3 separate regions of the Mus musculus genome follow, and regions 2 and 3 are each linked to region 1. A link is a loop called in an ENCODE intact Hi-C map of the cell type or tissue named here. Cell type or tissue: gastrocnemius. All regions are shown on one strand.

Evidence for each region. Hi-C counts contacts between places; a loop is a spot of excess contacts. Peaks named below come from ENCODE experiments on the same cell type or tissue, not always from the same donor. Only the 100,000 strongest peaks of a DNase experiment are listed, where the experiment ranks them.
Region 2: a loop joins it to region 1, with 9 times the contacts of the local background. A loop is called at or near these places in 14 of 42 quality-filtered maps.
Region 3: it touches region 1 in a loop (11-fold over the local background); 28 of 42 quality-filtered maps call a loop at or near these places.

What each region holds. Positions count from the first base shown.
Region 1 is chr13:112,505,173-112,513,172 of GRCm38, forward strand. Il6st (interleukin 6 signal transducer) reads left to right here. Exons shown (of 17, transcript NM_010560.3): 17 at 1-1,688. Among named protein-coding and RNA genes, the nearest start is that of Il6st, 45 kb to the left of the region's middle. In gastrocnemius, no CTCF peak of the experiment used is centred here; DNase peaks (open chromatin) are centred at 1,390, 1,734, 4,502, 6,309 and 1 more place.
Region 2 is chr13:112,268,102-112,276,101 of GRCm38, forward strand. No RefSeq gene overlaps it. Among named protein-coding and RNA genes, the nearest start is that of Ankrd55, 16 kb to the right of the region's middle. In gastrocnemius, a CTCF peak has its summit at 3,957 (motif pointing right); a DNase peak (open chromatin) is centred at 4,015.
Region 3 is chr13:112,305,384-112,313,383 of GRCm38, forward strand. All of the region lies in intron 1 of Ankrd55 (ankyrin repeat domain 55), which reads left to right. Among named protein-coding and RNA genes, the nearest start is that of Ankrd55, 21 kb to the left of the region's middle. In gastrocnemius, a CTCF peak has its summit at 3,437 (motif pointing right); a DNase peak (open chromatin) is centred at 3,454.

The DNA.
Region 1 (8,000 bases):
TGCACCACCACTGCTCCACTTACGAAGATTGCTGTTTTTAAAGACTTAAGTTGTTGACATTTTTCTGAACACACATAACCACACCAGGGACAGATGATTCTAGAGACTGGTTGAGGAAGCACTTTATCCAGAATGTCTTCAACTTTAAATTACTTTAATTGACTCCACCTTGTTTTGATTTTCAAGAATAGCAGGGTGTTTGTTGAAGGGTGGCATTTCCCAGAGCCTCATGCAGTCCCAGAACACACATCCCAACCATGTCAGCGACCACCACAATGACAGAAGTCCTCCTACAGAGCTGAGGAAGCTGGAAGGGTCCTGCTAGTTTGCAGGGTGGGCTTTGAACCCACAGCCCTGTGCATGCTAGACATTCACTCTACCGCTGAGCTGCTCCTCCGCCCGGCTCATTATGTCATCTAGGCTCTCGTGATCCTCCTGGCCCAGCTTCCTGACTGTCTGGGACTGTGGATGTGTGCTGTCACACACCCAACCAGGTCTTTTTAATATCTGCCATTTATGAGGTAGAGTTTTTACACGACTTAGGACTATCTTAAACCTATTCCTTCTAGTTGCTTTATTAAGGAATAGCCTAGGCATCCAGTGTTTAGCACTAAAGCCATTAATGTATTTGTGCCTAACTTCCCAGTGTGACATGGAGGTGGGGGCTAAAGGTAGACACTGGGCAGACAGGAATTGGCTGAGCGCCGTTAGAGGCTGATCACTAAGTGTGCTCACAGGAAAAGGGTTGAAGTTTCAGAGCATGGGCACCCAGATCATTTATAGCGGTTACCACACAGTGCCTAGGAGGAGTTGATATGCACTTAGTTGGATGCAGTTTCACCTTTTACTCTCAGAAGGTTGTTTATATTCTACTTGCTGATGTGTTATCATTTATATTTTTATACTGGGTAGTCCTTTTCTGTGTTCTTTCACATGTATAATCCTCGTGAGACTGTACATGCTTTGCTCTGGTATATTCAGTTGCCTCCTTGGCAAAACCAGCCTGGAATTGCCAAAATGCCGGAAGTGAAGGGAGATGGTGAAAGTCGGGCACAGGAAGGCCAGGTCAGGGGCAGAGAGACCAGAATTCACACTACAAGGCTGGCACCATTGCCATTCAAGTTGGACGTCAAAGCCTGATCCCAGTTAGGACTGAGTTTTCTATGTATATATCTGCCAGGAAGTTAACACTTGCTGAATTTCTCATCTTCTCACAGTAAGCAGTCTAGTTATGGGACTCTATCCATGTTCAGCTGTGACTTCCCTCATATCAGACAGTGGTGCTGTGAACGTTGCAGTGTGAAGTCTGTACTGGCTAGGGATGGTAGCCCAGCGTGAGTTCAGGCATGAACATAGAGGCCACTGAAGGAAGAGCCTCCTGGAAGCAAGTTGGCACGTTAAATCCCAGACAGAAAGTGTCCCAGGGAGCCAGGGCCTCCGCCAGCAGGGAGGGGGTGTGCTCACTGCAGGAACGTTCATTTAGAAGATGTACCATGGAGCACCTCCCTTTGCTCTAAGAGAAAACCCATCTTAAAGTTCATCTTGAATACAGACTTCGCTCGAGCATGTTTTAGAATAATCTGGATGCTGTACCTTGTACCTTAGGTAGCAGAGAAAGTAATCTGGCGTCTTTCTGTAAAACCGTCTAATAAAGCTAGTTCTGCCCGTGGGCTCGTATTCTTTCGTGTGTAAAAATGTAGTGTAAGGCGCACCAGAGAGCAGCCTGGCTTGTGGCCAGGGCTAGTCCACTGCTTCCCATGCAGTTGCCTCTCGAGGACTCAAAGAAAAAGGAAGGTTTAATGCTGAGTCGCCGTTACAAAACCTAGCGTTCCCATCTTTTCCTCACTCAAACATAAAATCTCAGTCCTTTGAAAAGCATGAGTCACTACTCGGGGGCACAGAGAAGCAGAAGTAGGAAAAGTGCAGCCCCTGCCCCCCTCGTTCTCCCGCCTTCAGATCATTCCATCTCTGCACAGTTCTGCTGTGGTCATCAGCTCGGCCAGGATGGACGGTTTCGGGGGGGTTTTGTTTGTTTGTTTTTGCTTGTTTGGGTTTGTTTTGTTTTGTTTTTCTGTTTGTGGTATTTTGGTTTTTTAAGACAGGATTTTTCCGTGTTGCCTTGGCTGTCCTGGATCCGCCTGCCTGCTGTGCCACCACTGTCTGGTGAGACTGTAGTTCTTATTGTGAACTTAAAGGGTTAAAGAGGTAGAAGGATTTACTGGACTGTAGTTTTTGATTTTTTTTTTCCTCAACCCTAATTGTAATAATGGTTCTTAAATGCTTTAGCCTCCCTTGTAGCCCACCACCCACCAGAGGTAGTGGAAAAGAAAGGATGTGGGGGAAGTGGACCTGTTTAAAAAATGGTTCTTTGGAGCAACTCCTGTGTGCACTGTCAGAAAATCAGCTGTTCAGTTGACAGGTCAGCAGTGGCAGCTCCATCCACTCGCAAACATGTCAAGGCTACACCAGCAGTCCAGGTCGGTAGTAGTGTCAGGATAGCAGCAGCAGTGGCATAACTAGCAGGAATGGCCAGGCCTCGGCCTCAGCACAAGTCAAGCAGGAAGAACTCGAAGTTCTCAGCTGTGCCTCTCAGTGAAACGAAGATATGTAAGGCCATCACCATCCGTTGAGTCCTGTATATACTCCCTCCAAATATCAAGTGTCCTCGGGCCTGGGCTCACCTCGGGTCTTGTGTGTGAGTCTGTATCAGCTGACATCACTCTGCCAATCAGCCCGCGTCTGCGGAAGCTGCAAGCCACCAGAACCACATCAGAAGTTTTTAGTGTTTCTCTCTATGGAGGCCCAACAGATGGAGTTCAACAACACTTGAGGCATGTAGTGAACAAAGAACCCATCACCTGCCCGTTCACATGCATTAGCAAAGCATCCTTTCACCCGTGTCCACTTCAGCGAAACGTTCCTTCTCGTGTCTGCTTTAGCAAAACATCCAACACAGCTGACTTTCCAAAGAACACTTACGTTTCCACTTCATGGGACACTATCAAAGCTGTTAAAAGTAGGACTGCTAATTAGACATCACATACTATTTTTAAAGCTGTCTCTTTTTTTCTACTCACATAATTAGTAAATTATGGCATAAATTTAGACCTAGTAATCATAGGATGCCTCATTGTTATAGACATATATTAACCAAGTAGAACAAGCCAGTAGACTTTAGCCTATTACGTTCATTCTTCTGTTTCATGTCCCTGAGTTTCTTTTAAAAGCAAGTTTTTAACACAACTTCTGTCTAGTAAAGTTTTTAATGAGATAAGTAGAATCAATAAGCTGCAAAAAAAAAAGTAAATAAAAAGTAAAGGTCAATTATTAAAAATAACCTCTTGGGCTAGCTTTCGGCTATAGGTACTGCTGGTAGGTTACTTTGCCCAGGTAAGATTGCATTTTTCAAATGTGCCTTTCGATGAGTTAGAACACAGCCATCAAATGGCAAACGGTATAAGTAGTTCATAGACAAAAGTTTGTTTTCCTGTCACATGCAGATTAGCATATGCTCACTCAGTTAACGAGGAAAAGGTGATGGCAGGCTCCAGATGTTACTCGGTCTAACTCTTAGGGCTTTTTGCCACCTGTAAGCTCCCACAAACTGGTCAGTTTTGGTTTTGTTGTTGTTGTTGTTGTTGTTGTTGTTGTTTTCCTTTTACTTAACCAGTTGTCAATGCTGGTGAGGGAGGGTTGGGATGGAAATGTACCAGGCTGGTTGGGTAGGAATTCTTAGTCCTGTGATTGCTCGCTTAGTCTGGTTGCTGCAGACTGCAAGTGCTGCTACGTAAGCAGGACAATGTGACGTGCCAGAAAGAAAGGGATGTTGGAGGGGTTGGAAGCTCTGTAGCCTTAATGCTTGTGTGTGATAGACTTTAAAGCAAATGCACTTTGCTAGCCTGGCGCGGCAGTAGGCATTAGGCATGGCTTCTTACACCTTTGCTCTTAGCTGTACTCCACGTGCGCACAGTTCTCTCTCCTTTCCTGCCACCACCACCACCACCACCACCACCACCACCACCACCCGTGCAGTTTCACATGGAAGCTTGTACCTGTGTTACCTCTGTAGTAAGTTGCATGTGCGAAGTATAACCAAAGCGATCATGTTTATGTTGACCCTGCCATAAATGTCTTACTATATCATCTCTAACCCTTTAAATAAATCTGAGAAAGAAGCTGCTGTCTTTTCTGTCTGCGGTCACCACCGTCTTGAGTGTCGTCATGTATGGCGTTTCAGCATTTATCAGTACTGGTGTTGGTTAGCATGGGTCTTAGTATAGATGATATTTTATGAGGGTTTTATGACTTGTTAAATGCTCTTTTAGCATAATGGACTAGGAGCTAGAATAAACTGGTACACAGTGTTGGCCTCAATAACAGAAGACATGACAGTAGCCGACAGTTTGCATACTTACTACATAAATTCTGGAATCCCAGCATCTTCATCCCAGTCCATGGTCCCTTGTGCTCAGGGACCAAATATAGAGGTACTGCGCCACCTTGTGGCTTGTCAGTGCCTGTGCTGCTGTATGTCCATGTTTGCCTCGCCATAAAGCTAAGTTGGCTAGTTAGGTAAGGAAAGGTCGTGGCTACTAAAGTCTAATCTAAACATGGTGGATCACACCTACAACCTAGTCAAGGAGTGAATCTCACCCCTTCAAATCTATAGTGAGCTTTATACAAAACCCTCTCTTTGGAATATTTGGTTAAGTCCCACACTACTACAAGCCCAGCTTGCCTTCTGATGTAGTCTCCCAGCTGATTGACTGCACTGTGTACATGGATAAAAGTCCTTCCTGTTCAAAAGGATTATCATCCTGCTTCCCTAGAGGGAAATGGTTCTCTTACTGAGGATTGTTCAGCCTCCTACTGCTTGCTTTTTCTTAAAGGAATATATAAAGATTCTCCCACAAACTGCATACGTGTTCTCCCATACAAAGGGCTCAGTGTGGGTGTTTGGGTAGGGTTGTCACCACAGGAGAGTGGAAGATGTTCTGAGTTCTCCATTTTATTGACTCTGAGAAGGACATTCCAGCATTTGAGAGATAAGTAGACCAAGGGAGATGAGGGACCATTTGGGAATGTTTCTTTGCTCTGGGTGAAGTCTGAAGGGGGCTGAGAGCAACAGAAAAATGGAACAGAGACATCAGGCAAAACTGACCAATCAGACCAAGACTCCTGAGAAAGAAAGGCAACCAGCCTAGGGGAGCGGGGGAAGGAGAAGGGGGGTCGGGGACAAGCGAGTTGTGAGACTGGATTCATCTAGACAGCTTTCACCACTGAACCTGTCTCTGGGTCCAGCAAACCCAGCCTCCTCCCTAGGGAAGCAACCAGGAAGGTTTTGATGTCAGGGCCCATGCCGAAGCCAACAAGGCCATCTATAAGAGCTGGGGGAAGTGGAGCTAGCAGCAGGGACCACAGAATACACCCTAGTCAGGGAATCTTCAGTCACTACTGATGGCCAGGAGCTGAGAACTAGTCCACTTCCTCTTTCAGGGAAATTAGAGTCACATAGACATCTCCCAATTACAGCCATACACCACACAAGCCTCCCTCTCCTAATTGTAGTCATACATATAACACACACACACACACACCTCTTCCAAGACTGCTGGCCTCCTCCAAGGTTCTGGGTCCCTCCAACCTGAACAATCCTATCTCTACTTGGATGCTGTCAGGGAAAGTGGCACCAACAGGGTGGGGGAGCAGGAAAATGTGTTCTCAGTAATAACTGGCCAGCCCACGCCTTCCTGTGTTCAGCCCTTTTTAGTCAGAGACCCACCCCGAAGCTAAAAACGGTGCAAAGCCATACTTAGAAAGAGCTGGGGCGTTGGAAGGTAAGCAGACCTGGTACAACCTTTCAGACACTCACCCTACTTGAGATGGGGGGAAAAAAGGTTGCTGTTGTTCACAGAGGACTTGCTGAACCCAGCTCAGCGCTGTCAGCACTGGCTTTCATCTCTCAGTCACGAGTGAGTGCGTGTGCGTGTGCGTGTGCGTGCGTGCGTGCGTGCGTGCGTGCGTGCGTGCGTGTGTGTGTGTGTGATTCTATTTCCCCACTTTACAGATTTAGATAAACAAGGCCTAGGAAATTATTAAGCCATAGGTGAATAGGCAGCCAGTCTGAGACTTATAAATGGGTTATCTCAACACTCTTGCTCCCAGCAACTATGGTCTGCCTTAAAAACTGCAGAACAGGCCATTCCAGAACGGAGGACAAAGTTTGGTAAACTTATCTGAAAAAGCCCTGCGTGAAGGCGCTCGGTTGAGTCTGGCAGCCCGCCAGGCGCTCTTGTTCACTACGGCAGAGTTGAAAAGCTGTGGCTGGAGCTTGCATACCCTGTGGGCATGGTCTCAGCAATGGCAGAGCAGTCTGTCCATTGCCTACCGTGGACAAGCTCCAAGGAGCAGTTTCAGAGTCCTCCAGGGATCGACCTGCTCAGGGGTCTTCCCGTCCCTCCATGCTTCCCCGCTCCCTTCCCAGTTCCACCTGGAGTAGCCCTTCAGTCACTGGACCTGTATTTGTCCCCTGGTTTGTTTCTGGGGAACTTAAGTGACCATCCCTGACCTCACTTCTATAAAACAGCAGCCTTCCAAATTGTGACAGAGGAGGTACAGTCCTATACTTGCGATGACAGTGACCAGCAGAGCAAATGAGGGACCTCCATGATGGTTACTTGATGGTACTTGGGCTCATGCAAAGTGACAAATTCACGGAACCTCAGTTCACCAAACTTCCAGGATTCGTGGAAGGCCTATCTAGGTGCCACACTTAACACCCAGTGGGCACTGGCTCCATTTGGATAACTGCCCAGGTCCTGTCAGCCTAGCACCTAACTTCCTGCTTCTACACCTGACACAGCTGAACCCCGACCCATGCCTTCCATCAAAACCACCTGCCTTCAAGAGACTAACACACACACACACACACACACACACACACACACACGTTTGCTTCATAGACTGTGTCTAAGTGATGCTGGCCACGGAAGTGATTTCTGACTGACCGAGTTGGGCGTGTCCATTTTAACACTTAGCTCCCATCAGTAGCAAGCCAAGAAAAAAATCATGAAATTGAAATAAAAGAATGTTTCATTGAATGTGTAATAAAACATAATGTCAACACCATTCTCTTGGAATTTACAGAGATGTTATTCATGTATGAAACATTTACAGGTGTAGTTAGAACTGGTGGCTTTCTTGTTCAAATTAACCAGTGTCCTAAGCCACGTTGGTGGTGCATGCCTGCAATCACAGCATGTTGGACACAAAGGTCAGAGGCTAGCGAGTTCATGGCATGTTCAACAGCATCAACTGCCCCCCCTCCACTCCCAAATGTTTCGTGATTCCTAAGAAGTCATAAATACTTTCAACTTTCCCTAGTTGAATACCAATACTTTCAAAAACAACATATTAAAAACCTCAAAAAATGTTATCTATCTCTCTTTCTTAATTAGAACTTGGGTGGTCCTTGTTATGACATTGGAAGATGCAATACATTTTTAAAATTTTTTTCCAACATACACTAAAGTGCGTCTGAAAATATTACAAGTCAGAATGATTTCTTACAAATAGTCCAAATAGTCATCATGTTTGATGAATTTTATTTACATTAAAAATCAGAGCTCAGAAGAAAACATATATATATATATATATATATATAGAGAGAGAGAGAGAGAGAGCAAATAATACAGAGTATTTGCTCAGAAATGAAGGCCTTTGGGTGGATCATGCCCACCCCCTCACCCCACCCCTGATGAAGAGATAAAAGGATGTCCCGTGGAGCTAGTCCAGAAGATGTCCTGACTCGTCAACTAGGAGGCTGTTGCCAAGCTTGTGTAGAAATCAACAGCCAGCAAGTCTGTCATTTTTCCTGGAACTCCTTTTTATTTCCTGGAGGACAAGACAGCCGGTGGATAAACATATCTCGGAAGAGGATGGACAAACCCCTTAATATATGCTGATACATAGAGAAATGTGCAGCTTCGTGTCTAAGTACA
Region 2 (8,000 bases), 240 kb before region 1:
ATCACTCCCAGAGTCAGAGTCATAGGTGTGTGACCTGCAGTTTCATTGATTCAGAAAGAGGACCCATAGGCGACACCCTCCAACAACGGTTACAAAGGATCTAGGGTGGGCAGATATGGTCACAGCCCCCCTCTGCAGGAGGGACCAATGCTAATTTCCACCCAGTGTGGGAGATAGTGATGCCCCCAAATGGGAGAACTTGGACATGTTATACATTCCCCAAGCCTTATATAAGAGAAACGGGTGGATAATTCTCTGAAAGGTTGTTTCCTTTGGGATATCCGTCCGTGCTTACTGGAAGATGGGTCAGTGTTTCAATGACTTCTCACACTCCCTTCTGCCTTGGGAAGGAAGAGGAAGAAGAGGGAAAGAGAAGTTTTGTCGGGGGTGGGGTGGGGACTCTTTAAGATAAAGAAAGAAGATTCAGATCTTTCACATTTATAAGATTCTATAATTTTGTTGTTTTACTCTTTGTGCTTCAGGAATCTGGTATTTGAATTCCCATGAGATCAGCCATCTGATCTTCCTCTGATCCAAGGATATATTCAAAAGCATCCATCTTCTAAGCTAACTGATCCAAGGAGTGCTGAATGAATGTGGCCTGACTCCAAATGTCACCACAGTTGTCTTCCTGTGAGCTGGAGGCTGCCATTGCTAGATTCATTCTTTTTTGGCACAATAATTGTATCTTATTGTGATCAGAAAATCAAACCTACAAATGACCCATATTATCCAGGACGATATTATCAACGAGTCATGTCATATCAAGTGTAAAATGGTGCACTCCTTACCTGCTACAGACTAACCCCCTTTTTGGGTCTCTGGTTGCAGGTGGGTGACGGAGTCGGCGAATGACAAACAGACACAACACGAGAGAATGTGTTGAATCTGAGTGTCTCATACAAATGAACACCAGACTTTTATACAGAAGAAAAACAAGAAAAGTCAGGCGAACACATCCCCCGAGTTACAGTGACACAAAACAAAAGGAATGTATACATCAAAAGATGGCCGCTGTTTACCACTAAGAAGGGAGCCAGGTGTAATGCTAGTCTATTCTTAAGCCCACAACTATGGGGGGGGGGGGGGGCGGTTCTTAGTAAATGCCTGATTATGTTGTTCCTTTGGGCCTAGTGAAGAAACCTGTCTCAGGGGGACTCCCTAACTCTTTCATGGTTAACCCACCTATCACTAAGCCATTATGTATTCCCTTGTTTGGGTGAGACTCGGCTACTGTCCTAAGTAATCACTCTGCAGACTAGCCCTGAGCTATTCTAGCTCCATTCTTTGTAGTGCCTAATTAGTTTCTGTACTGGAAATAAATTTGAATGTTACTGAATAGGTAACCTTCTCACTGAATTCCAAGCTATTCAGCTTCAAGGATTTTCTAGGTTGCTGGAACACTGGTAGAGGCTCACCTATGTTAAAATTCAATTTTTAAAGGCACTTATAATAAAACAATACTGAAAGAGAGCACACACCATACTAACTCGGGGATAGGGTTTGAGTATACAGGCTATGAGAATGCCAAGGTTCCAGGAGGCCGAGTTTCCTTGAAACTCTTTGCCTCGTGACTGCCTCCAGGCCTTTTGACCTTGATAGGCAGACTTCACTGGAGTAGGCATAGCACTTACCTGAGAATCATCTTGCATTTTTAAAAAAGACTCTCTCAATCCTTTCTTCACTGAATTAGTCCTGCCCCCTGAGTACCTGAGGAAGGGCCAGGTGACATTTGCTTTTCTGGACTTAAACCTGACTAATGTGAAACAGGAGATGAGAAAGAACAGAATGCCAAATCCCTCCTTTCTTCCATTAATATTTCTCCTCAAAACCCTCCAGAGAAATCACATGTTTCAAAGGCAGATGTACAGCACCACTTCTTTCCCTGGGGATGTTAAGGTCAGAAATGTCTCCCACAGACTCATGTGTTCAAACACTTTATCCCAACTCAGTGACATTGCTTTGGGAAACTGTGGAACCTTTGGGATAAAAGGCATTGCTGACAGAGATGGGTTACAGGTTACATCCCAGCCCCACCAACTTTTGGTTCTATTCTCTGCTTTCTGGTTAACCAAGATGTGAAGACATGCTCCAAACACCAAGCCACCCCAGCCTGTGCACTTTCCCCACTGAAGACTGTCCTCTGATACCGCAAACATAATGAACTCTTCCTCCCTTAAGCTGCTCTTCTGTTAGGCATTTGTCACAGTAACAGGGAAAAAGGTAAGACAGGGAGTTAGAGCCAGCATGGCACATCGTACTCTACAGGGTCACGTGTTCCCAAATCCACCTCTACTTCTGTCATCCACACTGTGCTGAGCATGACTCAAAAACCATGGCCACAGTTTACTCTGTGTTCTTCCACAAGAGCAACACTATGGTTGTCCCTCTGACAGCCTTTCAAAATGCCCCAATAAATAGCACTCTTCTTTCTGTGTAGGACCCTAGGCTCATACTTGTTGGAGAAAAGAGAAACACTATGCACACATATGGCTAATATCAACCTTTTAAAAAGCAAAGTTCTAAGAAATTGCCTATGATAAGAAACAATTATATATATATGGTTATTACAGCCAAGATTTGCACCTTTGTCCTGGTAGGCTTTGCCATGAGGTAGGCACCTGCTCAGATAAGGCTAACAACAGTAGGGGAGAGAGAATTCGTGTTCTCCTACTGGCAGTGTAAAGTCAGTTGATTCAAATACACACCAATAGCCTCCCCAAGTTCCATAGCTTGGTAAGTCATCCTACTATGAGTGATGGGACCAAGAGAGGCTCAGAGTTATGGTAGCAATCTCCTTCCATGCAATATAGAGGTAGGAGAGAATTCCCATTGCATAGCTGATTTGCTCTTAGGAAACTTAATGCTAACACAAAAGTCTATGCTTTTCGGTGAATGAGAGCTGTCAAGGGCAAAATAAGCAACCCTTGAATCTAGTGAAGGGACTGTGTGTCATCCACAAGGAAGACAGCAGTGTTACAGAGCCTTCAGAATGGTTCCCGAGGTTTCTCTGTTAAATGGATGAAAGCTGGACACTTAAAACTGACTACTGCAAGGCATATGGACATCTGGGCCTTTGGATGGAACGCAGCTTCCAGAAGCCAGGTGAATTGTACCACCCTAGCAGCAAAGTGGCTTCCATCAAGAGCAACTAGAGCAGTGGTTCTCAGCCTTCCTAAGGCTGCAACCCCTTAATACAGTACCTCATGTTGTGGTGAGCCCCAAACAAAATCATTTTTGTGACGACTTCATAACTTTACCTTTGCCAATGTTAAGTATCAGAGTGTAAATATCTGTGTTTTTCAAAGGTCTCTGGCCACATCTGTAAAAGGGGCATTTGACCCCCAAAAGGGGATTATGACCCACAGGTTGAAGACCATTGATCTAGAGCATTCTCAACAGAACCTTAAAAAGCCCAGCTGACCCCCACAGAGAAGATTCAGTGCAGCGACCTGAAGAATTCATGGGGGAACTGGGTATCATGGGGGATGTGAACTCGTATGCCAAGACGGCACACCCAAGGCAGACCTCATCAGGGCAGAAACTGCAAAACTGGGGGCACAGACAGTGGCAGTGGCCAGGTCACACACTGGCAGCCAAGATAGGTGGGAAGGGGGCTACAGAGAAGGGGGTGCGGGCAAGTCTGCAGAGAGCAAGAAAGCAAAGAAGGCTGTGGATGTAAGGAAACTGAAGGTGCTTTTGCCGGGAAGCCGAGAACGGAAAAGAAACCATTAAAACTATGTTTTATTTCGTAAAGATCAAATAATTTGGGACAGCTTATTTGAATAAAGACCAACCAAAGATCCAATAAGAGGGGAAAGCGAAAGAAAAACCTAATTCTTGGGTTTTGAACATGGATGTTCACAACTCCTGAAATCTCTCGGGATTCTGTTCTTTCAAACATAAACTCAACTGTGCATGCGGGCTTAGGTCTGCAATCTCAGTAATGAACAGAATATTCCTCTAGGGGGAGCCATGCCCTTGTTGGTTTATTTAGAGTTAATCCCTCTGGGCAGGTCAGGGGCCGGCCTAAGGAACCACTCCTATGAAGGCAGCCCCCCCCACCCCACCCCCACACACACACACACAAGGTTTTCACCCCTCTAGAGCAGCCCCCCCACCAGCCGCCCCCAGGTTAGCCAGGGAAGGCCTGCAAAATTTTCTGAGTTCTGTAATGACTCCCTTTGTCTTTTCTTCTGTCATTTTTTTCTCAGAGGCTGGCCACAGCTACATACACTTTCAGACTCCCTAAGGTTTGGGTCTTCCCCACTCTTTCTAGTGGATGTGTGTAGGTGTTGAAAGGCATAACTGATGGTGCCCAACCTCTGCCATCTCCTGACTCTCTAACATCCTTGGCTGAGACATCCTCCCCAGAGGTCCCTATGATAATAATCCAGTAGTAAGTTTCAAACACCCAGCAAGATGCAGAGACAGACTCTGTATCCGGGCCAAGTACTCTCTGTGCCTTGGTTTCTCCTTTGTATAGCCAAGGTCGCTGACTCTGCGCCTCTGAGATTTTTCTGACAGACTCAGCTTATATGGTAGAGGCTTTCCACGTGATCATTGCAAATAATTTATCATTTTTTGTTTCTTTGGTAGTTACCAACCTTACTTAGAATAGCGTAGGTCTTTATTGGTATATTCTTTATTTAACAGTAACTGACAGTATCAATGATCAGTTTATAACCTTTATCCTTGGATGTTCTGTGACAATAGACAAAATTCTTGTAAGCATTTCTCTTAAAATAGCCACTACACTGGGCTCCAGAGATGGCTCAGCAGTTAAAAGCATTGCACTAGCTGCTCTGCCTGAGGACCCAGGTTCAATTCCCAGCACCTACATGGTAGCTTATAACCATCTGTAAACCCACGGTACACAGACATGCGTGTTGGCAAAACACCTGCACACGTAAAATAAAAATAAATGTACTACAGGGACATTGCAGAGTGACAATGACTCTCCCAAGACTCTCCTAGCTGTGACCTGGGAGTTGGCTTTGGCAGTGAAGCATGTGTGGTGCTCTCAGCCTCAACCTTGGACCCAGAAAACTGGGAAAGCCCAGGAATTTTTATGACCTCAGCCTGTAAATTTCTCTGGCCCTCTGAATATGGAACCCAGCATTGTAGAACCCCTGGATGCTGACCCAGTCAGGCCCCTGTGCTTCACATCTGGAGCCTAAGGGCTCTCCCAGCCCCAGGTTCACACCATTGTGGCTGGCATCACCTGCCTCTCCCATGCTCTGCCTGTTGTCTCCTGCTTGTCTAGTAACTGCTGACTAGAACTGGATCAGACAAACAGGCAAACTACTCTGTTGTAGAGTGTGATAAACTTTCTCGGCTGGGTGCTTGCCTTTAGCACTAGGAAAATCATCGAAATTTTTCTATACAGCTTACAGATTCTTATATATACTCTTTTCCATTTAACTTCTCTATTAAATATATCATTTATTTTCTACCTCTTCTAGACTGACATATTAGCTTAGTTGGGGAAAATACTATCTTCATTAAAAATGTTACTTCTACCATAAATTCTCAATTAATTAATCCCTTCATTTATTTGATAAATATTTATTCAATAATTACTTAAGGATAGACTAAAGTAAATAAGGAAATGTGAGTCTTATATTTTAATAATTGGTATTCTTTTTCCTTTCTTTATAATGTCTTATTTGTACCTGTTTTTCTGCTAGAATTGATACTGTTCTAATTTTAATGAATTGCCTTTAAATATTAAAAATGCTAACTTTTGGCGTACTTGTGGGAATACAGTCCCAAGAGCAGAGTTAATATCTTGATTTTGTGTGTTACTTTAAAATAACACACTGATGAAGCGTCACTGGCCATGTCAGTTGAGTACTGGATTGTGTGACATGAGAATCGGCCATAGTCAGCTGTTCTGACCAGGGAAGGAGGGGTTTCAGTCAACTGGTGCTTTGTGCCAAAAGGTTTGGGTGCTGGTTTGGGGAATGATGTGTGAACTAGACCTGGAAGAAGGCATAAATAACCAGTTACTAAGCACCCTGAGCATTTGACATCTGCTGGGTGTCCCGCAAGCAGCCAGCATCTACCTTTGACCAACAGCTCAGTGGGTGATGAGCTGCAGTGCACAGTCCTAAGGCAGCGTTGGGTTTCCCAAGAGGAAACATGGCTTCTGGTTTGGATTTCTAGCTGTGTCTGAGCCAGCCATGTGAAGCGAGCCAGCAGGCAAGCACCCTCCATGGCCTCTGCATAATATTTAACGTGATATTTTTTTCTTTCAAGCTGATTTGCCAAGTAGGCTCTCTCCCTGTCAAAGAGAACACGTCATAATGTTTCTACCTTCCCAAAACATTATTACTAGCTTGATATTGAAAATCAGATCTCAGCTTATCAACCAAGTATATCTTTATACCCCAAATACCAGATTATATTTTATGTGTTATAAGAATGTTATAGTCAATGAAGTATCCTCCCAGGCTATAGAATGTCGTTTTGTTTTCTTGCTTGCCTAATTAGGTAAAGGAAACTTTGAATCTGACATTTGAAGACGCAGAGATTCGTTCAGATTCAGCTACTGAAAATCACGTCTTTGTCTCACTAAGCCTGACTGTGCTGAAATTTTCATCCTGTATATTGAGATCTCATTTTCCCCAGTGCTGGCTGGTTTTGAATGTCAACCTGACACAGCTTGAGTCATCAGAGAGAAAGGAGCCTCAATGTCACCCTGAGAGCCAGCTGTAAGACATTTTCTCACTTAGCAATCAATGGCGGAAGTCCCAGTCCATTGTGAGTAGGCCACCCCTGGGCTGGGAGTTCTATCAGAAAGCAGGCTGGCTTGTGAAGCAAGCCAGTTAGCAGCACCCTCCATGGCCTCTGCATCAGCTCCTGCCTCAAAGGTTCCAGCTCTGTTTGAGCTCCTGCCCTGACTTCCAGAGATGGACCCTGATCTGGAAGTGTAAGCGGAATAAACCATTTCCTCCCCAACTTGCTTTTAGGTCATGGCGTTTTCATCACAGCAATAGAAACCCTAACTAGGACACCCCTCAATTTCTCAACTTGAAATCAGTAGTGGAATTTCCTTCCCTGAGGAAAAAAAGAAAACATGTCAGAATATGAATTCCTGAGCGCTGAGTGGCTATACCTACATGACATGTCCCATCACTAACTTGTCTAAGTTCACCACCAGATGTAGACATCAAACCTTTCATAAACAAATAGGATCTAGTGGGCTAAGGCAGTCATTAGTGCCATCTTGATCAGTCAATCAAACCAGCTACTGTGCATAATGTCTACCGATCTGTACTGTGCTTCGGCTGATTTTTTTTTTTTTTTTTTTTTTTTTTTTTTTTTTTTGCTGTGCTGTAAACTCCGTGGGAATCTGTTAGCTGTGTTTCCAGGGAGAAGAAAATAGAGTTTTAAAAATCTGTCTTTAAAAAAAGAACTTGTGAAAATAAATAGAAAGAGTTCTCTCAGCAGGTTGAAACTGTATCCCCGGCAGCACCACCTGTGAAAGCAATCTTCTTTGTCACTCTGAAGGAAGTTCTGAGTCCCTTGACATTATTACATTGTTGCTGCCACACTGATACGGTGGGAGAATCTCTTCAATTGGCTCAACAATATCCTTGTTTTTCATCCTACAGATGACATTGTTTTCTTTCGGTGGTTGTTGCTTTAATTATTCACTCGGTTCTGGATCTGCTTGTAAAGTGAAGGGTGAGCAAGAAGTCTCTTTCTTGGCATAACTTAGAGTTCTGTGAATGTTGGGGAACTTTCAAGATGTGCGCCTACAGGAATTCAGCAGTTAAGCATCTCCTGGGAGGAAAGGGAGCCTGGGGCAGAGCTGGGGGGGGGGGGGAGGGATAAATTGGTAACACTGAGGAATAGAAGACTAGCTGGCTATTCAAGACAGCTAAGGTTTATACGGTCCATACAGAACCTCCCTCTTCCAACTTTTCCACCTTCCAAGGGTCAGGTGTGGGTCCAGAAGCATTTCATTAACTCTTTATTCCCCGCCTTGGTCT
Region 3 (8,000 bases), 200 kb before region 1:
ATATCTGAAACCTCTGACTATAACTTGATTAGTATGATACACATTAGAACCAACACCTGGTGTATCCCTTATACACTTGTCTATAGGCACTGCTCTCACCTTTAATGATCTAATAACTTTTTTATATTTAGTATTTGAATTTTCATATGCCAAGGACTCTATCAACATCTGTCTTGCATCATGGTCTGATACAGTTTTGTTCATTGCTGAGACCGATGTTCGTAAAAACTCAGTGACAGCTCCTCCGGAACCATGTATAATCTTTGTAAACCAGGTGGACTTTTTCCCCAGGGCTCCTCAGCTTTGTCCCAAACTCTTAAAGCCACTAAGAAACATTCTTCTATAGTAACATCATCAAGTTGAACCTGTGCTTTTACATCAGAGTACTCCCCTTCACCCAACATCTAATCTTTTTCTATATTCACCCACCTCACTCTATTTCAATGTTCAATATTCACAGCTTTCCCACCCCCACCATGTTAACCATTAAAACTGTGGACCAGTCTCTAGTACAGCTGTTACAAATACCTTCCAAGCTTGAGAAATGAGTCTATTTTGAGTAGCCCAGTTATTTAGAATTTGTCTCACAGAAGGTGAATGCATCCCATATGAAATCATGGCCTCTTTAAATGCCTTAGAGCTATCATTTCTATAGGATGTCATCCTATCTCATCATAGCCTCATTACACCTTTAGCAAGCATATGAGAAAGTTGATGGTGATGATCTTGTAACCCCAGGTTCCTCTCACTCTAGTGACTCCGTTGCTTCTAGATTAACGCTTTCTCTCAAAATGGGCTGCATCATCAGCACATCCTCCCACTTTTTCAGCTTCTCTCTGACCTGACCAACTCCAGCACCATTTCTTTCACCCTTTCCTTCTACAGGAAACCTCCACTCTCTTGCCTTTCTTGCCAGGACTGAGCCTTTTTTGTTTTCTCTTCTCCTGTGAGCCTCGATCCCCAGGTACTTCCACCTCCACCGGCAACCTTTCCAGTTGCATAGACAGCCCCCAAGAGCACCCCCTTCTGTTTCCCATTTCAGCCATCTTTTGTTTCTCATGCCCCTCCATTTCCACCTGCAATATTTCCACCCACTCATCCAATCTTTCAAACTTTTTTTTAAACAAAATATATGAAGAAAAAAGAAAAAAATAACAGAAAAATTTCCTCTGGGAGCAATGTGGAGGATGTCTGGTTGCAGCTCCAATAAACTTTTTGCTTGCCTCTTGAAAAAAATATATTGATTCCTTTGTTCCCTGTCATTTCATTCATGGCATTTGAAATCAAATCCTCTACTTTATTCTTTAACTTCAAGCCCCATGTTGATGTGCTGCTTGTAGCTGGTCTTTGCTACTTTGTGGATTCTTCTTTTTTTCCCACACTTTATCCCCCCAGTTTCACCTCCTATCACTAGATATAAGAGAAAGGATAGAGGGGGGAGAGAGCCCTAAACCTAATTTCTTTCTTTTAGTTTCTTCTTTGAGTGTGAGTACTAACAAACTGCTACTCCCCTGAATGACCACCAACCAACAATCCCACACACACACACACTCCTTTATCAGGGCCCTAGCACTTAGATTCTCTCTGAAAAGTTCCCAGAATTCCAAATATCACACAATCACAGAAACTATCTGCTGCTGACAAAACCACGCCTCTGCTGGAGGGCAAGAGGCAAGCACAGTCAGCTGCCGAGAGGCAGACCCACATTGCCACATCTGATGAAGACAAAAACTGTCCTTATAATATTTCTATGGTTCTTTTTAAAGAAACCAAAACCCAAAATTTTCACTATACTACCCTTCTTCAGTTTGCCAATTTGGAGACAATATGCTAGTAAAATCAGCAAACACCTGACCAATATATTAAACACTGCTCTTACTCATAGTCTCTGAAGTTTAGAATTATTTTTCTTCAATAAAAAAAACAAGTCATTTATCCCAAACAACTGTGCATTGATGCATAGGACCTTCAAAAGAGGTCCTATGGGGAACAATTATATACCAGGTTAGGTTCTATTCATTGCTTTTATGAAGCAAGTAAGTAGCCTAAGACAAGTAATGTAACAATTATCTCAAAGATTAAAAGCTGCTGTATTTCAATTCTTTGTGGGCAGCTTTGATGGCAGATCATCATTGTCAATTTGATTTGGTTTTAAATTATCTAAGAGATACAATTCTGTTTATCATATGATGATAGGTGACTCAATATTTGGCTCCCCACAGATGTTAGGTAGACATGTTGAGTACCAATCAGAAAAGGAAACATAGAGGTCAGCAGTCTACTCAACACCAATGTCTCCTCCAAAGGTATCACCAAGATATGTTCAGTCAGAACCTACTGAGGTACTGGCTAGGAAGCACTAGTTCACAATGTAGCTCCATCCCTGTCTCTGGTTCTCTGAAAATCTCTTCTCTGGTTTGTGCTCACCAGAATTCAGTCTGGGCCTGCAGGAAACAATTATTAACTTGTTACCAGTATTTGAAAGCAGCTGTATGTTTACCACAGTCTGCTCCTTTTTAATTGAACCAAATCTACTTCTTTATATACTTCTTATCTTTCCAGAGTTCCCACAGGATGGTAGAAGCCTGACTCTATCACCTGATACTTTGAGAAAATGAATAAGGTAAAGATAGTCAGATCATTGTCCAGAATAATGAAAGGGGAGATGACATAATGTTTATTTATATTTAGTTTTCAGAGCTAGGCAGGCTAACACAATCCTTTTTAAAAATTCATGTAAAATTTACACTCCCCTAATTAATGAAGGACTAATGCAATATATTAACATCAAGAGTTCAATAAGAATTGAGTGGATAAGAAAACCCATTTGCATTTGAAGATACACCCTAAATTGATCAGTAAATTCAGTTACCCCATTTTAAAGGTTTCTATACGTTAAAGCAAGCAAGAAACAACAACAACAAAGCCCACATCTTTTAAAGAATCACTGACAGGGCATTCTGTGAATGCTCCTTGAGTGCATGTAGTCTCAGCACAAGGGAGACTGAGGCAGGAGGCTCACTAATAGTGCAAAGCCAGTGACTTCCTGGAAAGCCTGGACTATTTACCAAGATCTTGTGTGAAACAGAAACAAAACCATCGAAACCTTAGGCATGATGAAGTATGCCTGCAATCCAGGCACTCAGAAAAGAGGCAGAAGGACTGCTATACATTTGAGGCCTGTTTTCATAGTGAGTCTCAGGCCAGCCAGGGTTACATAACTAGCAAGCCTCTCTATTTAAAATTAAGTATTCATTGAATTAATCAACAAATAAATACCCATTTTTTAAAAAAGAAAAGAAAAAAGTACTTTCTAGAGAGGCATCTTTGCTTGCTCCTGTGTATTTAGAAAGCTCCAAACTGGCTCTAAATTATGTTTTTAAAGATTGGCATTCCCCTGGCTCAGAACCCAGAGACCATAAAGACTCCTCACCACCAGCGGGTGGCAATGTTGTACCTTGGAGCCATTATGGTGCTGTGAAGGCTGGTTCCTCCTGAAAGGTGCAAAGGTCTTCTTATCTCCTTACAAATAGTTAGAGCTTTCTAGGTTGCCCCAAGACATAATTTCTCTGCTGTCCCACAATACCTAAGATAACTGTGTGGAAATAGAGAGGAATCTAAATTAGAAGAAGGCCCTGGAAAGTATCTCTTTAAGTGATTTTACTGTCCAGTCATAATAGCCCAAGGATGTCTCAATCACCACTTCAACATCTGTCTTCCTTCTGGATTATGTTCTTTTAAAAGACAGAGACTCTACACCCTTTGTGGCCAGGAGATGCAGAGTCTATGGATGGCTTAGTATATTTAAATTCTCCAGGGGCAATATGTTCTAGTTAAAAGAATAATCTAAGATCTACAGATCTCTCTATAAATGCTTATAATTAACTCTAATGTCATGGGTGAGTTCTATTACCCAAGGATGCTCATAATAGAATATACCAAGGGAACTCTCTCAAATCCTCTGGTTTCGATTCTAAAGGCTAAAATGCCCTTTACACTGACACGGCCACTCCACGAAAGGGCCATGGCTTAAGCAGTGCAGGTGTTGATCTGGCCTCAAAGCAGTTGCAACAAAATGGGCTCAGTGACTTTTTAATGCAATCAGTGACTTTCCAAAGAACACCACAGCTCTAAAACTGGAACCCAAGAAGACACAAAATCTGAGGAGCTCAGGCACCCCAAACATTGGTAGTAGCCAGCTGTACATCTGAAGCCCTAATGTCCCGAGGATTCAATAGACAGTCTCTAATACAACTGGAAGCAAATTAGATTTTGGCTAATCAGAATAAGCAAAGAGATGTCAAAATTAGCTACCGATCCTTGTGTTTTTTAAGTAAAATTAATCATCTAAAATAGTTATCCAGGGTTGGTTTTTTGGTTGGTTGGTTGGTTGGTTGGTTGGTTGGTTGATTTGTGGGGTTGTTAAAGATCCAATTTTCGATGAGCTCAGATTTTACTAGAGTCCACACTCAGAAGTTACTGTGAGGAGGTGCTGCACAGTTTCTAAGCACACAGCATCCGTTCTGTTCCTCTCACTGCAGACTGGACACGGTTCATAGACAACACCAAAAGGTACCACTTCAGTACAGGTTTTGTTTTTCCTTCATCATTAAAATGTTCACCTTCTTTTGTCTTTTTACAATAACTATATTGCCAAGTGTCACTTGCTGAGTAAACCCAAAGTTCCCTTTGAATAAACCCCAGATTTCAGCGGTGGCCTCAGGAGCAATCAATCTATAAGATGGCTTTACCAGTTGCCAACCTTTTCAGTCTGTTTATAACTTATGAAATGTTCTCTTTGTGTTAATTTTCCCACAGCAGTTTTTAGAATTTCCAAGTGTCAACTTTGGACTGTTTCTTTACTTGTATTATTGAAGTATTTGTACAGCTATGACCAAGGGGTCAACAGAGCAACTTCAAGGTGGGAAGATTTCCTTTGGCTCATGTAACAGAGGGTTTGGTCCATCCTGTAGGCAAGGCATGGCAGAGTGATTCACATCCCAGCAGTAAGGAAGCATCATAAAGAATCCAGGAGGGGCTGGGAACAAAAGACCCCCAAGGACCCACCCCCACCCCAGCACGATGTCCCTAGCTAGACCCTACCTCCGAATGAAGCTCTCAAGCAACACCTTACTGGATGCCAGTCCCCAGCACATGAGCCTTTTAGGGGAACACATTATATCTAAGCCAGAACAGTGATGACTGTACAAAGCTCTATCTCCTTTTTGGGTAATGAAATACTAGTGTAAAGTTACTAAGCCGCATCTCTCTCAACATTTATGAGAAGAAAATCTTGGCTAACTTCGATGACCATAAGCAATGTCCATGCCTTATAGAGTCTGAAAACTACAGGAGGCACAGAACATGACCAAGACATTCCATTTTTTTAGCCTGCTCTTCTGGTTCTTTCTGTATTCCATGCGTAGAGACACATGAAATGTTTTAGAATATACAACTAATATTTCCTCCCATGGTTCTTCCTATTCATTCATGTCCTCTCTTGCTGCAGACTGGCCTCAACGTGAGGCCCTCAATCTGCAGGAGAATCAGAGTTCCGGTTCAGGTGGACAGGGAGTGACAAACAAATACAGACACAAGGGAGTGTTGTATCTGAATGTAATGTGTCAAAGTGAGCATCAGACTTATATATTACAAAAGAAAACAAAGAAGTTAGGTGATACAACAGTTAAGCTACTTTGAAGTTTTCTGACACAAAACAGAGAAAGGCATTCAAAAGACTGGAAGGCACCAGGCAATGTTTACAGTTGAGATAAGAGTAACCCTGCCTAGAGTCAGCTAATGACAGGGACCAGGAGGGGATTTCACACCCTGTCACAGTTTATGTTATTCCTCTGAGCCTTGTGAAAGCTTGCACCAGGGGGTTCTGCTCTAGCAGACCTTTTTCATGAATAATGCAGTACTGTAGTTCTTCCTTAAACCATAGCCCTCCTTTTTCCTAGGCCATGGTAAATTCTTGCATATGGGAGTAACTTGGCTGCTCTTTTAAGTATCTGTAGGGAATGTCCATTTGTCAGAAGAACTCACCAACTTTCTTCTAATATGCAATGTAGTCTGCCATGCCCAACTGTAATGAGAATTCTAAGTTTACTATTTTGAACTAGCCCTGAGAATACTAGCTCCTATCTGGCAAACGGAGATGCCTGATTACTAAATGTCAGCAGTGGGGCATTTCGTCTGGATAAATGACATTCTTACAAAATTCCAAGCCCAGGGTCAGCTCAAGGACTGCCTAGGACATTGGTGAAGGCCAGACAGTAGAATTCAACCTGATTTAGGTTTAGTAAAATCATTTCTTGGAGGCACCTATAATAAAACAATACTGAAAGAAAGCACACAGATCTATACGCTGACTAATGCAGGGACAGGTTTGGAACATTCATGCCAAGGTTCCAGGAGACTGAGTTTCCATGAAACAATTTGCCTCGGGACTGTGTCCAAGCCTTTAGGCTTGTCACGCAGACTTCACTGGAGTGGGTGTGGCTCTCTCTCTCTCTCTCTCTCTCTCTCTCTCTCTCTCTCTCTCTCTCTGTGTGTGTGTGTGTGTGTGTGTGTGTGTGTGTGTATTCTACCTTTCTGCATGCAGCTGTGCATAGGTCTTTCTGTTTAGGCTTCATACACAGAGGTGAGAAGCATTTAAAACCTGCTCCCTGGGAAGATCAATAGAGATATGATGAATTCTTGGTGCTAAATAGGTAGATGATAGAAAATAGACAGATACATACAGAAAGATACATGGAGGATAAAGGGGGCATGTGTTGTTCAATTATATAGAGCTATTTGGTGATGTTAAGTGGATTTGTGACCTTTTGTTGAAAAGAAACTCTTCTGCCCTCATTTTAGATCCCAAAGGATGATCAACCATTCTTTTCTTTGTAGCAGCTCCAAGGTAAGACTAGGGATCCACACTCACCATGGTTTAGACTGAGCATTTCTACGGAGCCTCTAAGAGTCTTCTCGTTCTTAATTGCTAGTTTCCTAGCAGATCCTAAGCTAAATGAACTCGGAAGCTCACTTTGATCAGCCTTGTAGGACACCTCCTTTCCTTCTCCCTTCTTCATCTCTCACTTTAAGTTCCTTCTTAGCATACTTCCTGGATGGTCTTCTAGCCAAGACTATCTATCTTTAACAGGATGTTTGTGTTCTTGTGGCATGACCTGGAACCTGGCTGTCAAGCTCTAGTAACTCCAATGTCTTTCTCTGTCACTCCATCACTGTTACTTCTGACTGCGTAGGAGTCCAGGATAATTTCATTGTAGCACTGTTTACACGAGGGCCCTTTGAAACCAAGACCATTCACAATAGAAAAAGAAGAATAAAGTACACAGAGATGAACTTAACCTAGAAGGCAAGGGACTTGCACACCCAAAACTACAATGAGGTGCTCAAGTAAATTAAAGAAGATGCCAACAAATGAGAAGACATCCAGGGTTTCCTGAACTACAAAGGCATATTTAGATGTCACTGGTTCTCGGAGAAGTACAATCTCTGACAAAAACTCAATGACTTTTTTATAGACATGGGATATTTCATTCAAAAATGTCATTTGGAATCCTAATGATCTCCCAGACGTTTCAGACAGTTTTACAAAAAAACAAAATTAGAGAGAGGCCTCACCTTTCCTGGTTTTACAAATTATAAAGTTACAGTAACCAAAAAGTGTGGTACTGGCATGAAGGTAGTAGTCATACAGATTAATGGAGTAGAACTGAAAGTCCAAAGATGATTCCATATATCTATGGCTAGCTAGTTTTTAAGAAGGGTGATAGCCATGTGTGGTGGTGCACACCTTCAGTCCCAGCACTCAGGAGGCAGATGCAGGTGGATCTCTGTGAGTTTGAAGCCAGCCTGGTCTACAAAAAAAAGTTCCAGAACAGCCAGTGCTACACAGAGAAACCATATGTTGAAAAAAATAAATACAAATAAAATAAAATTAAGAAGAGCGCTAAGATCACTCAACAATGATCTTCAAAATACAGTGC